2 separate regions of the Homo sapiens genome follow, and region 1 is linked to region 2. Evidence: read pairs that join two places in POLR2A ChIA-PET (ENCODE). Cell type or tissue: B cell. All regions are shown on one strand.

Region 1 (4,000 bases), 250 kb after region 2:
TTCCACAAATATAATGTCCTTTCAGCCAAGAAAAATGTTAAAACATGGCCAGGCAATGGTGGCTCATGCTTGTAATCCCAACACTCTGGGAGGTTGAGGCAGGCAGAAGGATTGCTTGAGCCCAGGAGTTTGAGACCAGCCTTGGCAACACCGTGAGACCTTGTCTCTACAAAAAAAATACAAAAATATTACCCGGGTGTGGTGGCACATGCCTGTAGTCCCAGCTACTTGGGAGGCTGAGGCAGGAGGATTGCTTGAGCCCAGGAGTCAAGGCTACAGCAAGCTGTGTTTGTGCCGCTGCACTCCAGCCTGGGTGACAGAATGAGACCCTGTGTCACACACACACACACAAACACACACGCACAATGTGTTTGGGAAATGCTGGATTAAAGTGAAGCAGGCCTCCTCTGATTACAGCGCCTTCAAATGGTGCTTTCTGTGCTAAAGGCAATGCTCTTACCTGTTCTCTGCTGTACTGTAGCCATTAACCCCGTGTGTCTATTGAGCACTTGAAATGTGGCTAGTGAGACCGAATAACTGAGTTTCAAATTTTATTTATGTTTAATTTAAATAGTCCCATGTGTTTAGTGGCTACCATATTGGACAGCACAGTTTCAGTGCCTGTAATATTCTGAAAGTTGTTAAATGGCTTTTCCCAAAATGTTTGGCCAAAGATATTCTTTTTTTCTGTGAGTCTCGCTCTGTCGCCCAGGCTGGAGTGCAGTGGCACAATGTGGGCTCACTGCAACCTCTGCCTCCCAGGTTTAAGCGATTCTCCTGCCTCAGCCTCCTGAGTAGCCGGGATTACGGGCGCCCACCACCACGCCCAGCTAACTTTTTGTATTTTTAGTAGAGACGGGTTTTCACCATGTTGCCCAGGATGGTCTTGAACTCCTGAGCTCAGGTGATCCACCCACCTCAGCCTCCCAAAGTGCTAGGATTACAGGCGTGAGCCACCGCACCTGGCTCCAAAGATACTCTTTCTCTGTGTGGCGTGCTGTTAGTTTCAGTTTGGGAAATGCTCCTCTAGTCCAATCCTCATTGGACAGATGGGGAAACCGAGTCCGAGAGAGGGAAAGGGGCTTCTCAAGGTCACACAGCAAGTTAGACGCACAGCAGAGGCTTGAACTCAGGTTCTTCTCTCCTAGTCCAGCTCCGCCTCTCTGGTCTGTTGACAGCTTTAAGGACTGAAGCCAAACAGAAAGGCAGACACTGATGTTTGTTTAGTGCTCGCTGTGTAGCAGGAGCTCGCAGATACATTAACTCCTTTCATAACCCTGTGAAGTGGGAATTGAGTAGCACAAATATGCACATGGGGAAACGGAGGCCCAAGGAGCTAAGGGACTTGCCGAAAGCACCGTAGGTGGTCATCACTTAGAATTAGAGATGTGTCCAAAATGAGCAAGCAGCAGGAAAAAGGTGGGGAAGCCACAGGAAGGAGAAGAACAGGCTTCAGTAAACAATGAACAAAGAATAGGGGCGGGAGTAGGAGCACACGAAACTGGCACCAGCCCAGAGAAGAATCAGGGTAAGCAAAGAAAATGTTTGCAAAAACCAAAGCCCAAAGGGCCCCTAACCACCACTGCCCAGGAATGGGCGGGTCCCTGGATCTCAGGCAGCCACTTTATAGGCTAGTGTGAATGGGGGAGGGCGGAGGCCGCTGGTGCGAAAGCTCTGCCCAGTAGGGGCAGTCCTGACAAATTGGTGAGTGGGAGAACCAATCAGTTCCTCTCTTTTATGGGGTTTGGATTTACAAGGTTTAAAAATTGTTTCTAGGCCGGAGCGCTGGCTCATTCCTGTAATCCCAGCCCTTTAGGAGGCTGAGGCGGGAGACTCACTTGAGCCTGGGAGTTTGAGACTAGCCTGGGCAACATAGTGAGACCCGTCTCTACAAAAAAATTTAAAAATTATCTGGGCATGGTGGCATCTGCCTGTAGTCCCAGCCACTTGGGAGACTGAAGTGGGAGGATCACCTACCTGAGCCTGGGGAAGTCGAGGCTGCAGTGAGCTGAGATCAAACCACTGCGCTCCAGCCTGGGTGACAAAGCGAGACCCTGTCTCAAAAAAAAAAAAAAAAAAAAAATTGTTTATAGCAGCCAAAGAAGCAAACCGAGGGAATGATTGGTTTGTACTGACTGAAACTGGCATTAATTGCTGCAGCCACAGACATGAGCAGATGAGCAACGGCTAGTTCAGAAGGAGAAAGGATGACTTAAGAGCCCTCTAACAATAATGAATAATGAGGGACAATGGATGACGTCGTGTTTGTGTGGGTAGCCTAACAGCCTCATCCTGGGAGAGATTCAAGACCTCTTGTCTGGGAAGACGGGGGGAGGCGGCGGGAGGGGGCGGGTTGAAAGGAATTAGACAAGCTGCTGGGCCTGGGCAGGCCTCATTTCTTCCCACCCTCCACAACCACACCCCTCTCTGAGTCTGCCCCCACAGCCCTGAGTGGTGGGCGGTGGCCCCTAGACCCCCACGGCTCCCAAGACCAGCCAGCCAGTCAGGTTCCCTCTGCTGAGAATGTGTGATTGAGATCCAGACACCCAGTCTCTGTTGGGTGTTTGAACCAAGAGGACCTATAAAGCTGGGCCTGGGACAGCCAGGGGCTGGGAGAAAGTTCTGAGCAGGGAAGAGAAGAAGAAAGTGGATGTGCAGACCAGAGGGATGGGGCGATGGCGGGTAATGTCATTTTTTTTTCTTTTTCTTTTTCTTTCTTTTTTTTTTTTTTGAGATGGAGTCTTGCTCTATCACCCAGGCTGGAGTGCAGTGGCGCAATCTCAGCTCACTGCAACCTCCGCCTCCTGGGTTCAAGTGATTCTCCTGCTTCAGCCTCCCAAGTAGCTGGGATTACAGGTGCCCGCCACCACGCCCAGCTAATTTTTGTATTTTAGTAGAGACGGGATTTCATAATGTTGGCCAGGCTGGTCTCCAATTCCTGACCTCAAGTGATCCACCTGCCTTGGCCTCCCAAAGTGCTGGGATTATAGGTGTGAGCCACTGTGTCCAACCCGTAATGTCATTTTTTTTTTTTTTTTGAGACAGAGTCTCACTCTGTCACCTAGGCTGGAGTGCAGTGGCGTGATCTTGGCTCACTGCAACCTCCACCTCCTGGGTTCAAGCAATTCCCTGCCTCAGCCTCTCGAGTAGCTGGGATTACAGGCACCCACCACCACGCCAAGCTAATTTTTGTTTTTTCGTTGTTTTTTTTTTTTGAGACGGAGTCTCACTCTGTCGCCCAGGCTGGAGTGCAGTGGCGCAATCTCGGCTCAGTGCAAGCTCCACCTCCTGGGTTCACGCCATTCTCCCGCCTCAGCCTCCCAAGTAGCTGGGACTACAGGCGACTGCCACCATGCCCGGCTAAGTTCTTGTATTTTTAGTACAGAGAGGGTTTCACCATTCACAGGATGGTCTCGATCTCCTGACCTTGTGATCCGCCCGCCTCGGCCTCCCAAAGTGCTGGGATTACAGGTGTGAGCCACCACGCCCGGCCTAATTTTTGTATTTTTATTAGAGACCGGGTTTCACCATCTTGGCCAGGCTGGTCTTGAACTCCTGACCTCGTGATCCACCTGCCTTGGCCTCCCAAAGTGCTGGGATTACAGGTGTGAGCCACCGCACCCGGCCCATAATGTCATTTAAAAAAAAAACTTTCTGTGTTTGTTTCTGGCCCGTTTGGGAGCACTGGCTGAGTTTCCTGCCCTTGGGTTGCACAGGGATCCTGCCAGTAAATTCCCCCTTCCCCATTTATGCTTAAACAGAGTGAATGGGTTCTGCTGCCCTTGTAACTAAAGTGAGGCATGCGTGTGTGTGTGTCTAGGTATTGGGGGAAATGGATTAAATGCTGTGTGCCTACGAGAGCCTGTTTTCCTTGTGAGGGTATATCCTTGATTGTGGACTCTTTACTCTGAGCCCCCCAGTCTTCCCATTTGACTTGAGGGGTTGGAGGAGAAGAGGCTTTGTTCCCGACAGCCAGCTTTCTATTGTATGAGCCTTTGCC
Region 2 (4,000 bases):
CCCCTTCACTGTCTGGCTTCTTCTTTGAAACACTTGTTGGCGCGAGCCTGAGCACTCCGGTCCAATCGGTGCAGGCAGCGTGAAGGTTTAGGTTCCTCTTTGGGGTTTTCTTTCGAGTCTGGGAAAAGTGTTTTTGGCAAAAGGTTCAGACTTACGTGTGGGCGGAAAGGGCAGACGCATATAACTTATGATTTGAAGGGTGACCAAAGTCAGCCCCCTCCAAACATCCTTCAACGTGGGACATGGTGACTGAGATTCCACCAGCACATGCAGTCCCTGTGGGGGGGAGCTTTTGTAAATGCAGGTCCCTTCCCATCATGCACACCTGAGTGTCCACAGTCTGCCTGATTCCTTGGCCTTTGTTGAGAGGAGTTAAAAGGCTGGAGCAGAGGAAACAGAGGGCATCTGGGGGACGGAACGCTTGGAGAACGCAAAGGGAAAGGCGGATGGAGTGGAAAGGGGTGGGGAGGAAAGGAGGGGTCCATTTTGGTCATGCCCCTATTCCCAAACCCAACTTGCCTGGGCACCAGGGCTGAGGACCAGCACCTGTGGCTTGGCCTCCAGTGCTCCTTCCTCAAGCCTGAGTTCTGTCCCACCCCACCTCCGTGGGGTAAGCAGGGGCAGGAGGGGAGGCCTGCTGACGTACCTCCCCCAGCTCTTCGCACCCCTGTGTCTCGGGAAGAGGTGCTAGGTCCAGGGGGGGTGGAGAAAGGACCTCCAAGTCAGAAGTGATAAAGAGCCCATGGAGAGAGCCTGGTGCCCCCACATCTCCTACAGAGCAGCTATATCCCTTCCCAGGGGGAGAGAAAGCCACCTCTGAGAGCAAAGCCACCTCAGAAAAAAGACTAGAGGGAAACACTGAAAAGTCCATAGTAGTTAATACTGTGTGGTCCGCCATGATGGCAGGTAACCTTTATTTTATATTCTTTTGATTATTGTGTATTTTCCAAACTTTTAATACTTGTAAATTTAAGGGAAAACAATTTTTGTTTTCAGAGAAAGAAAGAGGAAGAGGCAGTCCCACCCTCCCAGGAACAGGCAAGCTGGGGCTCCCATCAGCCTGAGCTCCAGCCTGGGAACGGCCTGCTCCCACCCAGGCAAGGCCCTGCTGGCCACCCTGCTCTCTGTTCTTCTTCCCAAATCACTGTGTCTGTCACCTGCCTCCTTGGCTCTGCCCTGTCGGGCTGTGGAGCAAGGGTCTGCCCCGGGCTGCGCAGAGCCATGCATACAGTAGGTGCTCAGGAAATGCTTGTGACCTGAGGTGTGGTCCCAATCTGCAGACAGTTTCCCTGGAGAGGTGGGCCTACGTCCCCAGCGGACTTAGGATGTGAGGTGGGCGAATTGGTTGCTGCTGATTCATTCAATGAACATTTATTGAGCATCTACTGCATGCAAGCACTGTTCTGGGCACTGGAGATGCAGAAGTGAACACAATGGACAAAGATGCCTTCTCCCTGGGGCGCCACATTCCTGTGATGTGTGGAGAGAGACTGCCTCAGGAACCACCCTCCCCCCCAGTGTTTTTCAGTGTCCCAGCTTTCCATTTATAGATGGGGAAACTGACACTCAGAGAGGAGGCAGTCCTTGCCTGAACCCCGACAGCCAGGGAGTTGCAGATGCTGTTCTAAGCTCCAGAGCCTCGAGATTCAGCCCAGACCTTAGCCTACCAAGCCCTACTAAGGTAGGCTCTCTCCTCTGGCCACCCACACCCCTCTGGCTTAGGTCCTTCCTACCTATGCAGAATCTTGGCCTCCTGGCACTTCCATAAATGCTCTGGATTCCCCATTAAATCCTCATCACAGCTCCGTGTGCTGGGCATCACCACCTCCATTGTGGAGATGAAAACAGACTCAGGCAGATGGTGGGACTTGCTGCAACTAATGTTTAAGAAGAGGAAAGAGGACCTTGAGTCATCCTGTGGTCTGTCTGACATCAAACCAGCCCGTCAAACTCTCCCTTCTGCCCGGAAGATATCTTCTCTTCCTTGGCCTGAGGGCACCACCTCCATGGAGCCCTCCCCGATACCTCTAAGCGAGGTGATTCATATCCTCCTCTATGCAACCACAGCATCTTCAGGCCCTTCTCAAATACTTCCTGAAGTCTTTCTAGAAAGGGTGGAATCTGAGATGGGTCTAGAAAGGGCAGATCTGGGGAGGAAGGAACCTTGCTGGTACAAGCAGAGTGAACAGCATGGGCAAAGGTATGGAAGAAGGATCACACAAAAGGATTACATGGAGATGGAAGGTTTATGGGTCCTGTGGAGGGCTTGAGGGAGAGGAGACTGAGGAAGAAGGTGGGCCAGGCCTGGGGTTGGTCATGGCTTCAGGACACAGGGCTCCAGGACTGAACCAAGCTGGGCCGTGATGTGGGGCAAAGCATCCCATGATGCACAGGGCGGTTCTCTGAAATAGGCCAGTGTAGACATGGCCTTGAGGGTAGGTACGTGTGTGAACAGAGACCACAGGGGCCTCCCGCACCCACTCACGAGCCCTGTTTTTATCAGTCTCTAGACACACACCTGAGCAGCCGAAGCACACTTGCTCTGAGGCACGTAGAGGGCTCCGTGGATGGCCACGTCCGTGGTTGGACAAGGACAAGGGCGAAGGCTTAGAGCAGCTGAAGGGAAACCTGTCCTGGGGAGAATCCCAGGGCTAGTGACGGCGGCATGATTTTCAGGGCACAGTGCAAAATGAAAATACAGGATCCCTTGTTCAAAAATCAGTAAGAATTTCAGGACAGCGACCACAGAACACGAAACCAAGCATGAGGCCCTTCTAAGCAAGGGACCCTGTGCAACTGCCCAGGCCTGAAAATAAGCCTCTGTCTGCCTTTCCTTCCTTCCCTGGACTTGTGTGGGCTTCCATTCTTTATGAATCCACAGTGTTAAAATAATAATAAGTGAAGCCTTGGGTGAGAGCATAGCTTGAAGATTTTAGAACCAGTAAGAACATTAGGGAAAACATGACTCCAACCAACGTCCCCACCCTGTCTGCATTTTACGTTGTAGAACACCTGAAGGATCTAAGAAATTTAAAAATAAGCTCGGTAATCTCAACACCCAGAAAAAACCACTATCATTCGGTGTGTTTCCTTCCAGTCTATTTTTACCCCATGTCTTGTTTTTGCCTCTGTGGGTCTCTTTCCTCCATGTGTGAGGCCATGCAGATATGTCTGAGAACCTCAACAAGAATATCAATAGGCTGGGGCATGGCGGCTCCCGCCTGTAATCCCAACACTTTGGGAGGCTGAGGCAGGAGGATAACTTGAGCTCAAGAGGTGAAGGCTGCAGTGAACTATGATCGTGCCACTGCACTCTAGCTTGGGCGACAGAGCAAGACCTGGTCTCCAAAAAAAAAAACCACACATTAACAGTCATTACAGGTTGAACATCCCTTACCCAAGATGGCTGGGACCAGAAGCATTCAAATTTAGGACTTCTGATTTTGTCAGATTTCGGAATAGTTGGATTATACTTCAGTCCAAAATCCAAAATTCTCCAATGAGCATTTCCTTTGAGTACCATGTTGGCCCTAAAAAAGTTTTGGATTTTGGAGCATTTCAGATTTTAGATTTTTGAATTAGGGATAATCAACCTGTATAGGTGTTAGGATATGTCTAAGAAGAATCTAGAACGGCACCGTCCCGTAGGATTCTCTGTGATGATAGTAATGTCCCATGTCTGTGCTGCCCAACACAGTAGCCACCAGGGGCACGTGAATCCCGAGCGCTTGAAACGTGGCTACTGTAACTGAGGAACTGAATTTTTTATCTTATTTCATTTTAACTATTTTCATTTAGATAGCATTTAAGTATTTTCATTTAAAAGCTAATGGCTACTTTGTAGGGCTATGCAGATCTGTTTTTTTTTTTTTTTCATTTTTCTTTTCTTTTCTTTTCTTTTTTTTTTTTTTTTCAGACGGAGTCTGGCTCTGTCGCCCAGGCTGGCGTGCAGTGGCGCAATCGCACTCACTGCAAGCTCCGCCTCCTGGGTTCACGCCAT

The links. ChIA-PET counts read pairs that join two places held together with the same protein. Peaks named below come from ENCODE experiments on the same cell type or tissue, not always from the same donor. Only the 100,000 strongest peaks of a DNase experiment are listed, where the experiment ranks them.
Region 1: POLR2A ChIA-PET joins it to region 2 with 5 read pairs; 1 of 35 experiments calls an interaction of 5 or more read pairs at or near these places.

Annotation. Positions count from the first base shown.
Region 1 is chr1:24,703,124-24,707,123 of GRCh38, reverse strand. No RefSeq gene overlaps it. Among named protein-coding and RNA genes, the nearest start is that of CLIC4, 40 kb to the left of the region's middle. In B cell, no CTCF peak of the experiment used is centred here; a DNase peak (open chromatin) is centred at 1,653; H3K4me3 peaks cover 1,261 bases; H3K27ac peaks cover 308 bases.
Region 2 is chr1:24,953,277-24,957,276 of GRCh38, reverse strand. The region is part of intron 1 of RUNX3-AS1 (RUNX3 antisense RNA 1); the gene reads right to left. It also overlaps a transcript of RUNX3 not described here. Among named protein-coding and RNA genes, the nearest start is that of RUNX3-AS1, 25 kb to the right of the region's middle. RefSeq lists enhancers at 1,804-1,853, 1,894-2,043, 2,084-2,263, 1,305-2,504 and a silencer at 3,001-3,060. In B cell, no CTCF peak of the experiment used is centred here; DNase peaks (open chromatin) are centred at 96, 2,196, 3,116 and 3,329.